Regions from separate parts of the Homo sapiens genome. Here region 1 is linked to region 2. A link is an interaction called in ENCODE POLR2A ChIA-PET data of the cell type or tissue named here. Cell type or tissue: Panc1. All regions are shown on one strand. Links, peaks and the distances in the headings refer to the core of each region. The heading gives the core; the rest is flanking DNA.

The links. Peaks named below come from ENCODE experiments on the same cell type or tissue, not always from the same donor. Only the 100,000 strongest peaks of a DNase experiment are listed, where the experiment ranks them.
Region 1: POLR2A ChIA-PET joins it to region 2 with 6 read pairs; 2 of 35 experiments call an interaction of 5 or more read pairs at or near these places.

What each region holds. Positions count from the first base shown.
Region 1 is chr1:119,406,212-119,416,385 of GRCh38, reverse strand. HSD3B2 (hydroxy-delta-5-steroid dehydrogenase, 3 beta- and steroid delta-isomerase 2) reads right to left here and starts at 1,236. Exons shown (of 4, transcript NM_000198.4): 1 at 1,184-1,236; 2 at 825-1,055. The coding sequence starts at 966. RefSeq lists an enhancer at 270-1,469 and promoters at 1,042-1,759, 1,183-2,309. In Panc1, for the core only: no CTCF peak of the experiment used is centred there; a DNase peak (open chromatin) is centred at 4,788.
Region 2 is chr1:119,255,715-119,265,888 of GRCh38, reverse strand. It overlaps WARS2-AS1 (WARS2 antisense RNA 1), which reads right to left. Exons shown (of 7, transcript NR_125975.1): 5 at 4,173-4,442; 6 at 2,945-2,987. It overlaps LOC124904832 (small nucleolar RNA U13), which reads right to left and starts at 6,848; the gene lies at 6,748-6,848. It overlaps LOC107985192 (a long non-coding RNA gene), which reads left to right and starts at 9,948. Exons shown (of 2, transcript XR_001738199.2): 1 at 9,948-10,174. In Panc1, for the core only: no CTCF peak of the experiment used is centred there; no DNase peak of the experiment used is centred there.

The DNA of each region.
Region 1 (10,174 bases), core at 670-8,669, 150 kb before region 2:
AGTTACTACAGCAAATTCTGCAGTCAATTTATTTGGAGTATTGAACAACAGATACAAATGGTTTTTTTTTAAAAAGGCTATATATGAGAAATATAAATGAGGCATGTTGGCCTCATACTGCCTTTTACTCTGTCTCTGCTCTGTGCCGTGCACTTGTGCATGCTCTCTTTCTCTCTTTCTCTCTCTCTCACTGATGATCTCTCTCACTTTCACTCTCTCTCTCTTGCTGATGCTCTCCCTCACACTATCTTTCTCATTCATTCTCTGTCTTTCTCATTCTCTGTCTCTGACCTTCTTTCCCCCTCATTTTCTTTCTCTGTCTGACACACACACACAATTACACACACATCCGTACCTTCACTTCCTTTTATTTTGCCCTCACTAAAGATACTAAGGAAGCTATAAAATGAAATGAAGCCTGGGGCAGTCTAGACAGGCAGGACCCACTGGTGAGGTCTCCAGGTAAATGATGTCCTTTGTGAATGTCGCACAGCAATCGCCAAGACAAAAAGCTTCAGAACATAAGAGTTGTAGACAAGAAGGAGAACTCATGTGTGACTCTCTAGAAGAGAAGAAAAGGGGCCTTGAGGCTGACATGGCTGCCTCTCAAGTTCTGCGTCAGGGCCAGAATCCAGTCTCTGGACACCCCATCCAGTATCTTTCACACTATACCATTTTATTCTATTTCCTTTCTGATGACTTTAGATGTGTGACTGGCTTTCATTTGGCTACAACTTTCCTTAACTTGCTAGACAAGGTCAACCTCCCCACACCCATGCAGAGTTTAAGATGGAGCCACAGACCCATGACTCAAGTTTACTTACTAGAAAATTCCTCTCTCAATTCTGGTCTGAAGGCCTTGTCCAAGGCCCTGATCTCCTTCAGTTCCTTCTCTTCCACCAACAGGCGGACGATCCTCTGACCCAGAAGCCCTCCTGCTCCTGTCACAAGGCAGCTCCAGCCCATCGTGGCCAATCCAAAGTAGCAGGAAACACTTGCCAGGAAACAGAAGATGCTGGAGAGCAGATCTGATTCTAGCGTGACCCAGAAGAGGGCTAAAAACAAGAGGTAAAATGGTTATACACTCAGCAGATGCCTTATTTTCCTCCACCCCATTTTTTACAAAAATTCCATGACCCCACAACTGCCAGGAGTAGTTGAAAGAAAAGGAGAAAGCTCTAACCGTAACTTAGATTGTTAAAAGCTGGACAGAGGAGTCCAAGTCCTTACTGCCTCATCCCTGGAGGAAGGACTGGAGCTTTATGCTCTGTGGCTTGTGTCTCAGCCCTTATTACCTTGAACTCCTGCCACATACTCATTGCTCCCTCCTCCTCCAGAATCCCTTTTCTCAGAATAATAGTGACCTTTAGGTTATATCTCTAATTCTTCCCAGGAACAGGAAGAGAAATCCAATCTTAAGGCCACAGTGTGATAAAGAGTCTTGGCTTTAGCCTTAACAGAACACTGGTCAGTTGATACCAGCTGTCTGGGATCTGCAATCTGTGAACTTAAACCAAACTGGGAGAAGTCTCCAAGTGCAATGTAAATGTTGTCCTTGTACAGTAAATCCACCTGGAGGGAGATCTATTTTAGCCCATTATCAACTCTCTGAGAGTGTCATTTGAAACGTCACTGCTGTCTTGCAAAGTTTAGAAATTTTCAATGGTGACAGCTCCAATCACTAAGTTTTATGTGAGGTGACTTTCTTTTCCACCCAATATATCCAAAACCTCAATTGCAATTTTTCCCTGGAGAGCTCTGGGTTCCTAATGGAAGAACCTCATTGAAGGAAAGGTATCTAGTGATAACGAATTAATCATATGGCCTGTAATACAAGTGTGGGGATTTGTAGTTGTATGCCCAATGACTCTAATCATAGATATTTGCACTCATCTTACATTTTTGGCTGCAAAACCATTCTTAGCAAATTGTTGAACTGAAGATGCTATGAATGCTTCTGAAACCTATGCCCCAGTCTGCCCAAACATCACTGCCATAAACTCCCCAAGACACTTTTCTCTACTTAAAAAAATAGAGATGTAGTTTTTTTAAGTAGATGTAATCTGGGCATTACAAGGCCCAGATCTTAAGCGTTCAGTGTACACTTAAGTGTTCATTGTCAATGAACCTTGACAGTTATATATGTCCATGTAAGTACCAACGAAAAGAAGACCACCATTTCCTTCACTCCAGAAAGTTTTATCTGCCTGTTCTTAGTCAATTGCCTGCCCTCCCCCGAGTTTACCTGGTAGGCAATTACTTTCTGATTTTTATTCCCACAGAGTTCCCACTTTATTCCTATATTTTCCTAATTTTTTCTTCTAAGATCTTTGTGATTCTGGATATATATTTAAATATAAAATCATTCTGAACTGAAGTTTTGTTCATGGAGTACAGAAAAATTGACCACTGATTGTCTCTATTGTTTGTTCATTTTTCTATTTCATGATTTTCATTATTTTTATTATTGGCTTAAATGTTTATTAACTTTGGGTTTATTTTACTCTTCTTTTTCAGGGTTCTTATGATAAAAGCATAGATAATTGACTTTACTTCTTTGCTCATTTCCACCATAGGCATTTAAAGTTGTAAATTTCTCTCTAAACACTATGTTAGCTGTATCCAACATTTTGATGCATTGGGTTATCATTATTCAGTTACTGACGTTTTGAATTTTTTCTTGTGATGTCTTCTTTGACCCAAGTGTTATTGAGAAGCATGTTGCATGTTTTCTAAAACTGGGGATTTTCTTATTGTTATGTATTTCTAATTAAATATTATTGTGGCCAGAGCATATACTCTGTATGATTTTGATTCTTTGATATATATTGAGATTTGTTTTATGGTCCAGCCTATGGTCTATGTTGGTGGAAATGCCATAAGCACTTCAAAAGAATGCTTTCTGAAGTTGTTGGAAGTCATACTCTACAAATGATTTAGCTTGACTCCCCATTCTGGGTCTTGCCTTTCTCCTGTGTGTAGACATTCACCTTCTACTTGGAACCTGGCTGCCAATGCTTCAAACCCACTTGCCTAGGAAAGGTTGGTCCTGTGATGCAAGGTGTAGCAGCTTGTCTTCTGAAGCTCTCAGAACTAGACACGGGCCCTGGGACTTGTGGAGCACTATCTGAAACCACCCAGGTGCATCACACACCTTTGCCTGCCATATCAGATGCTGGAGTGCACCTTACAGACCCCCATGACCTTCAGGGTGGGACCAAATGTTCCTTCAGCTGTTGAGAGTTCTGGAGGCTCTTAGAGTTCAGGCAGTGTCTCTTGGAGTCTGAGTGGAAGCAATAACTGTAAGCTTTCTTTAAACCAATAAATATTTTGCTTTCTTTAGGAAAGTGAGCAGTAGGACAAAGAGCAAGGCTGCTGGGGGCCACACTACCAACTTTCTGTTTTTAAACAGCTTTACTGAAGTATAATTGACATATTATAACATTCCCATTTTAAGTGTACAGTTCAATTATTTTTAGTAAAATTTTAGACTTGTGTAACCATCATCACAATCCTGTTTTGGAACATTTCTATCTTTCCTAAGAAATCCCTCATGCTTATCATTTGCCACCTCTTATTCCCAGCCCCCAGCTCTAGGCAGCCCTCATGACTTCCTGACTCCACAGATTTGATTTTCTGGACACCATATAACTAGAATCATGTAATATGTGGTCTTTTGCATCTGCCTTCTTTCACATAGCTTAATATACTTATGTGTTTCATCTATGTTGTAGCATGTATCAATATTTCATTCCTTTTAGGTGGCAAATTCTATTAAATTGTATGGATGGCTGCCATTAGTTTATTCATTTATCAGTTGATAGATATTTATGTGTTTCCCCCCCTTTTTTTTTTTTTTTTTTGAGATGGAGTGTCACTCTGTCACCAGGCTGGAGTGCAGTAGCATAATCCCGGCTCACTGCAACCTCCGCCTCCTGGGTTCAAGCGATTCTCCTGCCTCAGCCTCCCGAGTAGCTGGGACTACAGGTGCACGCCACCATGCCCAGCTAATTTTTGTATTTTTAGGAGAGACAAGGTCTCACCATGTTGGCCAGGATGGTCTCGATCTCTTGACCTCATGATCTGCCCACCTTGGCCTCCCAAAGTGCATTATGGATAAAGCTGCTATGAATATTCACATTCATGTATTGTGTAGACATACATTTTTATTTCTTTAGGGTTGACAGGAGTAAAACTGCTAGGTCATATGGTAAGTGCATCTTTAATGTTTTAAGGAACAGCCAAAATGTTTTTGAACATGGCTGCCTGTCCCATCAACAATGCATGAGTATTTCAATTTTCCCACATCATTGTGCTTTCACTTCCTCCAATTGTTATTGTTTTATTTTTAGTATAGCATTCTAGTGGGTAAGAAGTGGTGTCACATTGTAGTTTTGATTTGTATTTCCCTGCTGACTGATGATGCTCACCATCTTTTCTGTACTTTATTGGCCATTCCTACACCTTTTTGGTGAAATGATTATTCAAATATCTTGCTCATTTTAAAATTGGGTTATTTTTCTTTTTGTTGTTTAGTTGTGAGTGCATTTTACATTCTGGATATGAGTCCTTTATCAAATATATGATTTAAATTTTTTTCCTCCAGTCTGTGGCTTATCTTTTCATTTTCTTATTGATGTCTTTTAACATGTAAACATTTTTAGTTTTGATCATGTCTCATTTTTCGACTTTTTTCCTTCTACCAGGAAAATTTGGGCTTTTGCCTAATCCAGTGTCATGTATGTATTAATCTCTGATTTCTTCAAGAAGTGTATAGTTTAGCCCTTACATTTAGGCCTATAATCCATGTTGAGAGAATTTTTGCTTATGTGTGAGTTAATGGCCTAAATTCGTACGACCAATTGATTTTGACAAAAGCAAATTCAATGGAAAAAATGATAGTCTTTCATACATGCAATCCTGAGACAATGAAATTGTCCTCCACATGCTCAGAGAAGGTCAGCATGCTGTGTAAAGTGATACTCATCTGAGTTACCACCTATTGGCATCAGAGTTTGTAAAGAATTTCTCAATATGATGATCACGGGTTAAATAATATGCTGTATTAGGAAAACTCACAAAGATTACTGATCAGCAAAAGAATAGGCAGCATGATTTCCCCATCCTCCTATCTTATGCTGATGCATAAATTGTTAGGAAATTGCTGGGCTAACAATGTGAGTATTCATTCCAGTGTAGGAACACTAATCTCCCTTATTATAACTTTTTATGATGTAAGCACAAGGACACAGGCTTACATCCCTTATTATAACTTTTTATGATGTAAGCACAAGGACACAGGATCCTCAAGGGAGGAATACAGGCTGTTGGCGTGAAACAGTCTGGATTTAGGTGCCAGCTATTCACAAGATTGTCTGCGAAAATCAACTACCCAGCACCTAGAGTCCTTGGGACTCATGCAAAGAGTTTCCCTTTTCTTAGGGGAGAAGACACCCATTCTACAGGGAGCTATATTAGGCACAGTCCCTCATGCTGGAAAAAGGAAAATCCCTCTTCTTGGCCAGCTTATTAAAATTCTGGGTTACTTTAGGATAATTACACCCCCTGTGCTAGTCCTAGAGAGGTCAATTTGTATGTGAGAAGCATATAATAATTTTTAAAGGCACAGGACTAGATGAAATAAGCTAGGGTAATAATATTCATGGATAAAAGGAAAAGTTTCCAGACTGAATCCTGGAATAGATATATCAACATTTAGAGGTTGAAAAGAGGAGGAGGGGCCAGCTAAAGATACTGAGTAGAAGTTGGTGGCAGGAGGAAAATTAGGAGGGGATGGCATTGTAAAAGTCAACTGGAGAAAGTGTTTCAAGAGGAGCGTGGTCCACTATGATGGATGCTGCTGGTGCATCAAATACAATAGGAAGAGAATTGACCATTGGTTTTGGCAACATCCTAAGTAATTTGGTAAGAGCAATTTCCTCGAATATTTGGGTTGAAAGTTCAACTGGAAAGTACAACCCACAATTCATCTGTGCGTTGAGGAGTAGAAGGAAAAAGTGAAGAGAGTGACCACTAAAAAAAAATACCTGTTCATCAATAATTTGTGCCATGAAGATCTCAGTAGAAAGGTGTTACAGCCAGTGGAGTTGAGAGTTTGTTTTTGTTGTGTTGTCTTAAAACTGGACTACTCCTTTATTGATCCTTAGCACCGTGTACAGAGTAGATGTTGAAACATTGTTGAGTGTTTGACTAAATAAAATGTCTATGTCTCATACATCTTTTTATTACCATGAGAATTTTCATAACATCTGACATATAAAGGAACTTAATAAATGTTTATTTAAAAAATGAATGGAAAGATGAGTGAACAATCAAGGACTCTAGAATATCTTAGTCCTTTTGAAACATAGTGCTTATGAACTAATACATAAAAGGAAATAGAAGAGAACAGTGACCACAAAAATGAAAATACTGGAAAGTTTCTCATACTAATGACAGATTGGGACCATTGCCCAGGCCAAAGCTGTTTGCCAAGGAGAAGCAATTTTCTTCCCATTCAGAGGATGGATATGAATAGGTTCCCAGGTATTTGAAGTGTATTTGAAGAGCCAGTTGTCAGAAGTAAGGAAGAATGGGCCATTCCCCCCACCATGCAGGTAGAGCTGGGGCCAGAGCTTTTGGTTTATATGAGCTCAACTTTGCTGTCTTTCCCAGAAGGCCTTCGAAGTGAGGAAGGAGAAGGGTTTAGTAAAATCTCATTTCCATTTTCTACTTACTATGCTGTCTGCCAATTATCTTGGTGGGAGAGGTTACATAGATGCCATTCAACCAGGTGCTCCAGAGGCTGACAATAATGGTATGATAGGCAGCCTCTAAGGTGGCACCATTGATCTCTGCCTCCTGGTATTCATACCTTTGATTTGTTCTTTTTGCTTAGTATTACTTTGGCTATGCAGGCTCTTGTTTGATTTCATATGAATTTTAGGATTGTTTTCTCTAGTTCTGTGAACAATAATGGTGGTATTTTGATGAGAATTGCATTTAATTTGTAGATCGCTTTTTGCAGTCTACAATTTTTTCACGATGCTGATTCTACCCATTCATGAGCATGGGATGTGTTTCCATTTGTTTGAGTCATCTATGATTTCTTTCAGCAGTGTTTTGTTGTTTTCCTTGTAGAGGTCTTTCGCCTACTTGGTTAGGTATATTCCTAAGTATTTTATTATTATTATTATTATTTTGCAGCTATTGTAAAAGGGGTTGAGTTCTTGATTTGGTTCTCAGTTTGGTAGCTGTTAATATATAGCAGAGCTACTGATTTGCATACATTAATTTTGTATCCTGAAATTTTGTGCCAAATTCAGCAAATGATAAAAGGACAAGGCCTTTTATAATTTTCTTAAATTTATTTGAGATTTGTCAGTTCTAGGAGCTTTCTGGAGGAGTCTTTAGGGTTTTGTAGATATACAATCATATTGTCAGCAGACAGCAAGAGTTTGACTTCCTCTTTACCGATTTGGATGCCCTTTCTTTCTTTCTGTTGTCTGACTGCCCTTGCTAGGACTTCCAGTACTGTGTTGAATAGAAGTGGTGAGAGTAGGCATCCTTGTCTTGTTCCAGTTCTCAGAGGGAATGCTTTCAACTTTTCCCCATTCAGTATTTTGTTGGCTGTGGATTTGTCATAGATGGCTTTTATTACATTGAGGTATGTTTCCTGTATGCCAATTTTGCTGAGGGTTTTAGTCATAAGGGGATGTTGAATTTTGTCAAATGCTTTTTTTGTGTTTGTTGAAATGATCATGTGATTTTTTTGTTTTTAATTCTGTTTATGTGGTGTATCACATTTATTGACTTGTGTATGTTAAACCATCCCTGCATCCCTGGTATGAAATGCACTTGACCATGGCGGATTATCTTTTTGATATGCTGTTAGATTCAGTTAGCTAATATGTTGTGAAAGATTTTTGCATCTATGTTAATCAGGGATATTGCTCTGTAGTTTTCTTTTTTTTGTCATGTTCTTTCCTGGTTTTGGTATTAGGGTGACACTAGCTTCATAGAATGGTTTAGGGAGGATTCCCTCTTTCTCAGTCTTGTGGAATAGTGTCAATAGGATTGGTACCAATTCTTCTTTGAGTGTCTTGTAGAAATGCATTGTGAATCCATCTGGTCCTGGACATTTTTTTTGTTGATAATATTTTCATTACCTTTTCATCCTCATTGCTTGTTATTGGTCTGTTCAGGGTTTCGAATTCTTCCCGATTTAAGCTAGGATGATTGTATCTTTCCAGGAATTTATCCATCTCCTCTAGCTTTTTCAGTTTATGCACATTAAAGTGTTCATAGTAGCCTTGAATAATCTTTTGTATTTCTGTGGTGTTGGTTGGAATGTCTCCTGTTTTGTTTCTAGTTGAACTTATTTGGCTCTCTTCCTGGTTAATCTTGCTAATGGTCTATCAATTTTATTTATCTTTTTAAAGATCCACCTTTTTATTTTATTTATCATTTCTATTTTTTGTTTCAATTTTATTTAGTTCTGCTCTGTTCTTGTTTTTTTCTTTCTTCTGCTGGGTTTGGATTTGGTTTGTTCTTGTTTCTCTAGTTCTGTAGGTATGACCTTAGATTATCTATTTGTGCTCTTTCAGATTTTTGATGTAGGCATTTAAGGCTATGAACTTTCTTTTTAGCACTGCCTTTGCTGTATCCCAGAAATTTTGATATGTTATGCCATTATTATCATTTAGTTTGAAGAATTCTTTAATTTTTTTCTTGATTTCATTGTTGACCCAATGATCACTCAGGAGCAGGTTATTTAATTTCCATGTAGTTGCTTGGTTTTGAAGGTTCCTTTTGAAGTTTATTTCCAATTTTAGTCCACTGTGGTCTGAGAGTGTACTTGATATAATCTGAATTTTCTTAAATTTATTGAGATTTGTTTTGCGGCCTATCATATGGTCTGTCTTGGAGAAAGTTCCATGCACTGATGAATAGAATGTATATTCTGAAGTTGTTCGGTAGAATGCTCTGTAAATATATGTTAAGTCCATTTGTTCCAGGGTATAGTTAAATCTATAGTTTCTTTGTTGACTTTTGTTTTGATGACCTGTCTAGTTCTGTCAGTGGGGTATTGAAGTCCCCTACTATTATTGTGTTACTGTCTATCTCACTTCTTAGGTCTAGTAGTAATTGTTTTATAAATTTGGGACCTCCAGTGTTAGCTGCATTTACATTTTGGATTGTGGCATTTATCTGTTGGACAAGGCCTTTTGTCATTATACAATGTCCCTCTTTTCCTTTTTTTAATTGCTGTTGCTTTAAAGTTTGTTTTGTCTGACATAAGAATAGCTACTTTTGCTCACTTTTGGTGTCCATTTGCATGAAATGTCTTTTTCCACCCCTTTACCCTAAGTTTATATGAGTCCTTACGTGTTAGGTCAGTATCTTGAAGGCAGCAGATACTTGGCTGGTGAATTCTTATCCATTCTGCAATACTGTATCTTTTAAGTGAAACATTTAGGCCATTTATATTCAACATTAGTATTGATATTTGAGATACTGTTCCATTCATTATGCTATTTGTTGCCTGTACACCTTGAGGTTCTTTTTATTGTATTTTTGTTTTATAGGTCTTGTGAGATTTATGCTTTAGAGAGGTTCTGTTTAGATGTATTTTCAGGATTTGTCTTAAGATTTAGAGCTTCTTTTACCAGTTTTTGTAGTGGTGGCTTGGTAGTGGTGAATTCTCTCAGCATTTATTTGTCAGAAAAAGATTGTATCTTTCCTTTATTTATGAAGCTTAGTTTTGCTGGATACAAAATTCTTGGCTGATAATTGTGTCGTTTAAGGAGGCTGATGATAGGGCCCCAATCCCTTCTGCTGAGAAATCTGCTGTTAATCTGATAGGTTTTCCTTTATGGGTTTTGCCTATAAGGAAAAAGCACCTGGTGCTTTTGCCTCACAGCTCTTAAGATTCTTTCCTTCATCTTGACTTTAGATAACCTAATGACAGTGTGCCTAGGCAGTGATCTTTTTGCAATGAATTTCCCAGGTGTTCTTTGAGTTTCTTGTATTTGAATGTCTAGGTGTCTAGCAAGACCAGGAAAGTTTTCCTCGATTATTCCCCCAAATAAGTTTTCCAAGCTTTTAGATTTCTCTTCTTTTTCAGGAATGACAGTTATTCTTAGGTTTGGTCATTTAATGTAACCACCAACTT
Region 2 (10,174 bases), core at 707-8,706:
AGATTTTTGCCCTGAATCCTCCTTCCTTTCCTATCCTACTGAGCTAAGCTGGAAAACCTAAAAAGATATATGAGGGTCTCTTTAATACTTTTTCCTTAAGCCCAGTGGAAATGCTACACTATCAGCAACTTGCTTTTCTCTTCCAGGATGTCCTGGTTCCTTTTATCTTCCAGGCCATCAAAAAGTCCCAGAACTTTGATCATGCTTAGATTTTAAAAAAATCTCCTAGATAAAAGAGCTAGCTAAGTGAGGGACAAGTGGAGTAAAATCCTTTCTCTTGGGAGGTTGAAGCAGGAGGATCACTTGAGCTTAGGAGTTCAAGTCCAGTCCAGCCTGGGAAACATAGAAAAACCCTGTCTTTTTTTTTTTTTTTTTTGAGACAGAGTCTCACTATGTTGCCCAGGCTGGAGTGCAGTGGCATGATCTTGTCTCATCGCAACTTCTGCCTCCTGGGCTCAAGAGATCCTCCCACCTCAGCCTCCCTAGACTACAGGTGCACGTCAGCACTCCCAGCTAATTGTATTTTTTGTAGAGACAGGGTTTTGCCATGTTCCCCCAGCTGATCTTGAACTCATGAGCTCAAGCGATCTGCCCGCCTTGGCCTCCCAAATTGCTGGGATTCCAGGTGTGAGCCACCACGCCCAGCCAACTGTATATATATAGCCAGCTGCAGTGGCTCACGCCTGTAATCCCAGCACTTTGGGAGGTCGAGGCAGGTGGCTCACCCGAGGTCAGAAGTTCAAGACGAGCCTGGTCAACATGGTGAAACCCCGTCACTACAAAAATTACAAAAATTAGCCGGGCGTGGTGGTAGGGGCCTGTAATCCCAGCTACTCAGGAGGCTAAGGCACAAGAATCGCTTGAATCTGGGAGGTGAAGGTTGCAGTGAGCCAAGATCACACCACTGCACTCCAGCCTGGGCAACAGAGCAAGACTCTGTCAAAAAAAAAAAAAAAATATATATATATACACACACACACACACACACACACACACACACATACTTTTATGTAGATTGATCTGATAAAAGATGCTCAGATACGTATATATATATGTGTATATATACACATATACATATACATATATACGTATATATACACACATATATACATTTACATATACACATATATACACATATACACATAAACACATATATACACATATGTGTATATATATACACACACATATGTGTATATATATACACACACATATGTGTATATATATACACACACATATGTGTATATATATACACACACATATGTGTATATATATACCTCATACCCTACACACCAAACATACAAATGTCCCTGTAGTTTCCTGAAAACACCAGGTGGTTCAGGCCTGCCATCTCCATACCTGAGCTGCCAGTTCTTTCACCCTCATCTCTGTGCACCTTGCCAACACATACTCACATACAGAATCTCACCTGGACCCCCCACCCTCAGCCAAAACTGATCGTTCCTTCTTTTGTGAATCCTGACACACACGTGTATATATATACATACACATATGTGTGTGTGTGTGTGTATATATATATATATATATATATATATATATATATAACCCTTTCTCTATGGTAGGGCATCACTCTACGTCTTTATCTATTCTTCCTTTCGATTATCAGTAAATAAAATGCTTATTTATGCACAGACATCTTGATAGGCAAAGGAGAGTTGATAACTCAGGAATAGTCCTTGCCCCCAGGTCCCTTTCATTTAACTCTGTAAATAAAAAATGCAGCAGCATGTTACAGGCTTTATGCTAAAGATGTGGACAGTGTCAGGATTCACAAAAGAAGGAACGATCAGTTTTGGCTGAGGGTGGGGGGTCCAGGTGAGATTCTGTATGTGAGTATGTGTTGGCAAGGTGCACAGAAATGAGGGTGAAAGAACTGGCAGCTCAGGTATGGAGATGGCAGGCCTGAACCACCTGGTGTTTTCAGGAAACTACAGGGACATTTGTATGTTTGGTGTGTAGGGTATGAGGTATGATAGAAGGGGAGGCTGGGGAGGGAGGAAACATGAAGGGCTTTGTTACATGGTTAAAGAGTTTGGACTTCATTTTGTAGAGTATACTGAACTGTGAAAAATGTCTTAATCAGGATAATAGCAGGATTATCTCTATGTTTTAGGACATGTATTTATTTCTGTATGTTCTTGATGCTTGTCAGGGTCCCTCCCTAAGGAGTTGGTCTGAGAGGTAAGAGATAGGATCACAGGGAGGAGACATGGTCAACCATCCGGTCTAAAATTAGACTACAGTCATCTATTGTGTGCTACACTGAGCCTCTTTTCATGCCAGATATGGTCTGGGGACCAGACCTGTTTGGACATGGCTTGGGTGAGAAACTGGTTGCCTTTTCCAAAGATGATTTGGATTTCAAGAGGAAAATCACAGCATCAGAGTTCCAAGCAAAGGGGCACTGTAGGCCAGCAAGACTGTGCAAAACTTAAAGCTGCAAAACAACCAGAATTAAGTCTACCTGAGAACATCGCTGGGAAGAAAATTGAGGCCATAGGTATAGCTGGAAATAAAATTGAGAAGTGTTACCATACTGCTACTGCTTAAAAAGCAGAAAGAAAAGAATAAAGATGAATTCAATCTCTTCCTGAAAGCAGGACTTAAGGGGTCCAGGCATGATGCTTGGAGCTCTAAAATGAGCATAATAATGGAAAGTTGGGAGCTGCATGCAAATGGCACAGGAGAAATGTGTTTTTCCACAAGTCTACCTTTTCTTCTCAGGATCTGAAGGTCCCCACCAAAATCAGGGCAGCTTCTACAATAATGGGCTTAGGAAAGAGTTAGGCAGATATTCTCAAACTGTCTGTGGCTCACTGAGCCTCAGGCCAGTCTTAGCTAGTAATGACATTTATAATGTGACAGTGCCTAAACCACTTGCCTGAAATAAACTATAACATGGCAGTTGATTAAAACTATGACTTACCTCACCGGGGTCTTTTCAGAAGCAACCCCATCAGAAGCTGAATCTGTAAGGAGAGAGAGATTAGGAGGCCAAGGTCATAGGTTTATTCCCTGTATGGGTCACTTCATTCTGCTCTGCAATCCCATATCTCCTGTGACTTCCCCCAAGATAGGTTAAATGCCCTTTCCAAATGCTCTCCTAGAACCCTCTACCTATCCTATTACAGCACATGTTATAATTTACTGGACCTGCTATTTAATTTTCTTTCTTTCCCGTCAGAAGGGAGTGAGGGAAGCCACCGAGTGGAGGTTTCTTTCTGCAATGGCAGCATGTGTGTGGCATGGTGGGAAGCTCTGAACCCAGAACACCTGCTTCCAAGTCCTTGCTCTACCACTGAATAGTTTGAAATTGAACCTGTTTCTTCAACAATAAAGAGGAAATAATGGCACTTATTACATGCCATTATTAATGAGCCAATGAAAGTAAGGATTCTTTACTAAGGGCTATTTGGATGTTAATTAATCATAATATTAACCAGTCTTGAGACTGTCCTAGCAGATGTATCTGATCCCACCTAGCAGGGTGGGTGCGATTGAGGTGGCAGAGGTATGGGGAGGGCATTTCTGAATGAAACTGATAGTACAGAAGAGGGAAGAGGAGGGGAGCAAGTAGGGGCACAGGGCGTAAGCAGTGGAAAGACAAATGAAAAGGAAGAGAGAAAGGAAAATGAAGAGGGTTCCAGAGCTGTGCTGTTGAATACAGTAGCAGTAAGCCCCATGTGGCTATTAAGCTAGTTCAAATTGAGATGGGCTGCTAGAGTTGTTATAAAAAAAATGAAAAATGGCTCATTGATAATGTTTATGTGACATGCATGTGAAATTACAATATTTTTGATATATTGGGTTAAATAAAATATAGTATGAAAATTAATTTTATCTATTTAATTTTACTTATTTTAATGTGGCTACTAAAAAATGTAAAAGTATGTATGTGGCTTGTATTTGAGGCTTGTGCTACATTTCTATTGGGCAGTATTACCCTAGGGTATTTGCTGTCCGTGAAATAAGTGATAAGGAATATAAAAATTTTTTAGAATTTGGCTTTTCAAAGTAAAGTCAGGGTACATGTAAAAATTGAATTTATCTCACAAATTTATCCATTTTTAAAGTTAATTTCACTGACATGCTTTAAACATCTGTTCTGTGCCAAGGACTGAGTACAACACAGGCCAAGCCCTTCAGGAGCTTACACTGTAACCATAGATGAGGATGGGAGAGTCTCTTGTAGCTCACAGTATTCCATGGTCATCAAGAAAGTGTTTGACTGACTCTAATTCAGTGTCACCAGACTAGGGGTCCCCAAATGTATCTTCAGGTTAAGAACAAACAACATGATGCCAGGAAATCTAACTTGGTTTGAATGTTTTTCTTCTTGCTGCTGCCAGGCTGCCTTTGAGTGTTTCAATGTCGCATGTGGACTTAGATGAAGGGCAGGCTTTCGGGAGCTGTATTAGCTGAATCTGTAAGGAGATAGTGCTTAGGAGGCCAAGGTCATAAGTTTGTTCCCTGTATGGGTCACTTCACTCTGCTCTGATCCATGCCTCAGACTTGCTCCCTGTAAACCCAAGCCAGCTGTCTTGTAAATATGCTTTGAATCACTTGGGGAACAGGGCGAGAACATATGCAGGGAGCTGGGCAAATCTATCACCACCGATGGATTGGAGCAACAACTGAAAACACATTCTCAGTCAAAAGCAAGGAATCCCGGGAGGAGAGCCCATAAAACTTACATATCACCTCATACAGTGGACCCAACTGAAACCAACTTTTCCCTGCACATTTCTGCCTGAAGTCATTAACTAGGATGGAGCTTGTAGGGCAACGCTTCTGGAGGCCATAGTTCCTCGATAGAGCAGAACACAGGCAGCATTCACTGGGAATTCAGACTTCTGCTAAAGGTGGTGTTGCCAACAAGCACACGGGGCCTCCCTGTTTGACCTACAGAGATTGTTTAGACTTGGAAATATGGGCACCTATCTCTTGAGTGACCTGTCTGCTGGTAATATTTACATCCACATTCACACAGAAAGGTGGTATGTTTTAATTCCAAGCTGAGATTCAGCCCCATGCTCCTCACTGAAGCATCGCTGACAGAAAGGCTGGTCTGGGATCTCCAGCTACACAAATAAATACTGAAGTAAGGCCTAACAGGAAGACCCTCACTACCCAATTTCTTCCAGATGGCAGTGATGGATGGCTGTATGTTTATGTTTACTTGGTTTCCCAGGTGACTGGTGTCCTGGTTTCCACCGGTCATGGTTTGATGAGCATTTCTTCGAAGATGTGAACTGCCTACCCCAACGGCCCAGCTCTTGGCCCAACAGTCTACACCACGCTCAAGATTGTCAAGAGGTCATTGTGCTTGTTGGATGGCTAGTTAACTCTTTACTCACCACTTCTTCCCTGACCCTCTTCTTGTAAATTTCTAAAACTAGCAATACAAGATTCAAATCTAAATCATCATACAGAACTGCATGTTGGGCAGAATAATGGCCTCCAAAGTATCCATGTCCTAATCTCCAGAACCTGTAAACATGTTACCTTTCTTGGCAAAAGGGAATTAAATTTGCAGATAAAATTAAGGTTGCTAATCGCCTGACCTTAAAGTAGAGAAACCAGCCTGGATTATCTAGGTGGGCCCAATGTAATTACAAGTCTCCTTTAAAGGGGAAGAGGGAAGCAGTAAAGATGGTCAGAGGATGAGATGTAAGAGGGACTCGACCTGCCCTTGCTGAAGGAAGGGGGCCATGAGCCACAGTAGTGTCCTCTAGAAGCTCTAAAAGTCAAGAAGAGAATTCTCCCCTAAAGCCTTCTGAAAGGAACTCTGCCCTGCTGATGCGTCAGTCTTAGCCCGGTGAGATGCATGGTAGACTACTAATGGAACTGTAAGGTAATACATGTGTATCAATTTATGATAACTGCTTATAATAATTTGTTATAGCCACAGTAGAAAACAAATATACACCTAGATAGGTTGAACACTCCTTGGCCTCAACACTCTGCTTAATGTAAGAAGTACTCCTTCCCTTAGCACAATGTAACCTAGTGGAATGCATTCTTCCTCAGGGCTGCTAGAGGCTGGAGCACACACATGGCTTTCTACAAAATTTAGGAAAGTGAGCAACGATGGAACCCTAATTGGAGAAAATATGTAATCACTCATCAAGTCCTCTTGGTACTATCTGAGTAGAGAGAAAGCACATGGGCTTTGGCATCTAGCAGACATTGGTTCAAATCCTGGCTCTGACATTTAATGCCTGTGTGATCTTGAGTGAGTTAGCCTCCCAGATGTTCAATTTCTTAAGGGACACATCACACCTACCTCATGGGGTTGTTGTTGTAAAGAGTAAAAGAGTAAATAAAATAAGGTGTATAAAGTACCTATCTCAGAGCCTGGGGGGCAAGATAGAAATCCAATAAATCATGTTATCTTCTACCTTCTTTGTAATCATTTCTCAGATCTCTCCTGTTGTCTCCAATCTCATGACCCTGGATTGAGTTAGTTTCATCATATCTCTTGCCAGGACTGTTTTAACAGCTCCTAAAGGGCCGGCTCCAGACTCCAATCCTTCTTCACAGCCTCTACAGCTATCTTCCTAAAACATAGATTTTCTCATAACACCTCTTCTGCTGTAAAACCGTCAGCAGCTCCCTGTGGCTTGTGGATGAAAAAGTCTGAAGTTCTTTTCAAGGTTCGCGTGTATATTAGTCTGTTTGCGTTACTCTAAAGGAATATCTGAGACTGGATAATTATTTTTTTGTTTAGGTAAGGCAGATAATGTGCTGATGTAACAAGGTTCAAGGGTGGCATATCTCATACATGCTCATGAACAGCCAATCATCACACTCTTGAACTACAAAAGAATTGGGTAACATAAAGAAAAGAGGTTTATGGCCGGGCGTGGTGGCTCACGCCTGGAATCCCAGCACTTTGGGAGGCTGAGGGGGGCAGGTCAGAAGGTCAGGAGATCGAGACCATCCTGGCTAACATAGTGAAACCCTGTCTCTACTAAAAATACAACAAATTAGCTGGGTGTAGTGGCAGGCGCCTGTAGTCCCAGCTACTGGGGAGGCTGAGACAGGAGAATGGCGTGAACCCGGGAGGCGGAGCTTGCAGTGAGCCAAGATTGTGCCACTGCACTCCAGCCTGGGCGACAGAGCAAGACTCCATCTCAAAAAAAAAAAAAAAAAAAAAAGAGGTTTATTTTGGCTCACAGTTCTGTAGGCTATACAGGAAGCTTGCTGCCAGCATCTGCTTCAGGTGAGGACCTCCAGAAGCTTCCACTTAAGGTGGAAGGCCAAGGGGGACCTGGCATGTCACAAGCCAGAGAGGGACCAAGAGTGAAAATGGGGAGGTCTCAGACTCTTTTAAACAACTAGATCTTGAATGAACTGAGTGAGAACTCACTCATCACCAAGGGGATGGTGTTAAGCCATTCATGAGGGATCCATCTCCATGATCCAATACCTCTCACCAGGCCCCACCTCCAACATTGGGGATTACATTTCTTTTTTTTTTTTTTTTGAGACAGAGGCTCACTCTGTCACCCAGGCTGGAGTGCAGTGGCGTAATATCGGCTCACTGCAAGCTCCACCTCCGGGGTTCACGCCATTCTCCTGCCTCAGCCTCCTGAGTAGCTAGAACTACAGGTGCCTGCCACCACGCCTGGCTAATGTTTTATATTTTTCGTAGAGACAGTGTTTCACCGTGTTAGCCAGGATGGTCTCGATCTCCCGACCTTGTGATTCACCCACCTTGGCCTCCCAAAGTGCTGGGATTACAGGCGTGAGCCACTGTGCCTGGCCGGGGGATTACACTTCAACATGAGGTATGGAAGGGACACACACCCAAACTGCATCAGTATGAATCCTTCACAACTTCACCTTTGTCCCTTGCCTCCTTTACCTGTCTAGCCTAAGTTCCTTTCTTGTCATGCGTTTTTCTCATTTCTGTGCCAATGTTTTTTTTTTTTTTCTTTTCAGCTTAGTTGCTATTTTCTATCTCTGTAATTCCTGCTGCCTCCCTTTTTACCTAGAGAGCTCCTTTTAACTCTTAAGGCCCATTTTAAATGTCACCACTTTTGCAAAGTCTTTTCTAATTCCTCCAAGAAGTTAAGCACTCCCTCTGCTGTTTCCACCATATTATGTACACTGTAGAACTTATCAGACTGCACTTTGATTATCATTCTAAATTTTCTGATGACAGAGACAATGCATTTTGCACCTTTGCTCTCAAAGCTTAGAATATTTGCTTTCCTTATAACATATACTCAATATAAAAATATACTTAATATTTGTTTTTATTAGTATGAATAAATGAATGAACAAATATTATGTGAAGAACTCACATCTTTAAAGCTGTTTCCAAGGAATGGAGTTATACTTTTTGCATCCCAGGTTAGCTGACCCAGGATGGCCCTTCTGCGATGTTGTGCATACAGCGAGACTTCTAACATACTTGGATTATTGAGCAACTTCGCATTTATTCAGTAAGGTTTTAAGGATTTTAGTCAGGTCACTTTTTCATTTAAAATTATTTAGTTGTTTCTCCTTGCTTTAGGAGAAAGTCCAAAGTCCTTAGGAGGCTATTTAAGGCCTTAGGTGATTTGACACCTACATATCCCACTTTTTAATTTGCTGACTACTCTGCACTCCAACAAAACATTTGTAAAACAATTTCTTAAACATGTCTGGCCTTCACTCTCATCTCCATGCCTTTGCAAATACCATTCCTTTACCCATACCTCAATCTTCATCTAACAACTTCTTACCCTTAGAAATGAAGCCCAGGCATCCTTTGATCCAGGCATCCTTTGATACAGGAAGTCTTCTCTGACATTACCCTTGTCTATCCTGGTTCAGATGCCTGTCCTTTGTATCCCATGAACCCACCACCTCTATCATACAACATATGGCAGTGTGCTTTTAACTTTTTAATTTATTTTATTTAAATAATAGGAATGTAGCCACATAGAAAAAGAGAGAGAGAGGTAGAAAAAGAAAAGTAAAACATGTCATACCACCACCAACAGATCTTTGTGCCCAACTATTAACACTTTCTGGTTAACTTTCAGAAAAATTATTTATGTATCTATCACTCTACGTTACCCATAATCTTTTTTATTTATAAATAAGATAATATTAAATATGCTACTCTGCATCTTGCTTTCTTCACTTATATGAGAAAACATTTTTATCCCAACACATAGACATCTACTTTAAGATTGTAATGGCTGGCCAGGCTCACTGGCCTACACCTGTAATCTCAGCAGTTTGGGAGGCTGAAGAGGGCGGATCACCTGAGGTCAGGAGTTTGAGACCAGCCTAACCAACATGGTGAAACCCCATCTCTACTAAAAATAAAAATTAGCCGGGCATGGTGGCAGGCGCCTGTAATCTCAGCCACTTGGGAGGCTAAGGCAGGAGAATCACTTGAACCTGGGAGATGGAGGTTGCAGTGAGCCGAGATCAGAGCATTGCACCCCAGCCTGGGCAACAAGAGCAAAACTCCATAAAAAAGGAAGAAAAAGAAAGAAAGAGAGAAAGGCAGGGCAGGGCAGGGCAGGGCAGGGCAGGGCAGGGCAGGGCAAGGCAAGGCAAGGCAAGGCAAGGCAAGGTGGAAGGAAAGAAGGAAGGAAGAAAGAAAGAAAGAAGGAAAGAAAGAAAGAAAGAAAAAGAAAGAAAAAGAAAGAAAGAAAGAAAAGAGAAGAAAAGAAAAGAAAAGAAAAGAAAAGAAAAGAAAAGAAAAGAAAAGATTGTAATGGCCAAGGAGTTCAATACCAGCCTGGCCAACATAGTGAAACCCTGTCTCTACTGAAAATACAAAAATTAGCCAGGCGTGCTGGCAAGTACCTGTAATCTTGGCTACTCCATAGGCTGAAGCATGAGAATGGCTTGAACCCAGGAGGCTAAGATTGCAGTGAGCCGAGATCACGCCACTGCACACCAGCCTGGTTGACAGAGCTAGCTAGACTCTGTCTCAAAAAAATGTATATATATAGTAATGGCCAAATAGTATTCCTGTAGCAATAAAGCAGTAACTTTAATGAATAATTAAATAAAAGCAATAAAAGATAACTGTAGCAATAAATAACTTTATTTAATGATAAAATTGATGAATACTCAGGTTATTTTCAATTTTTACAATACTGTCCATCTTAGGTTACATTTGTAAGTATATATTTAGGATAAA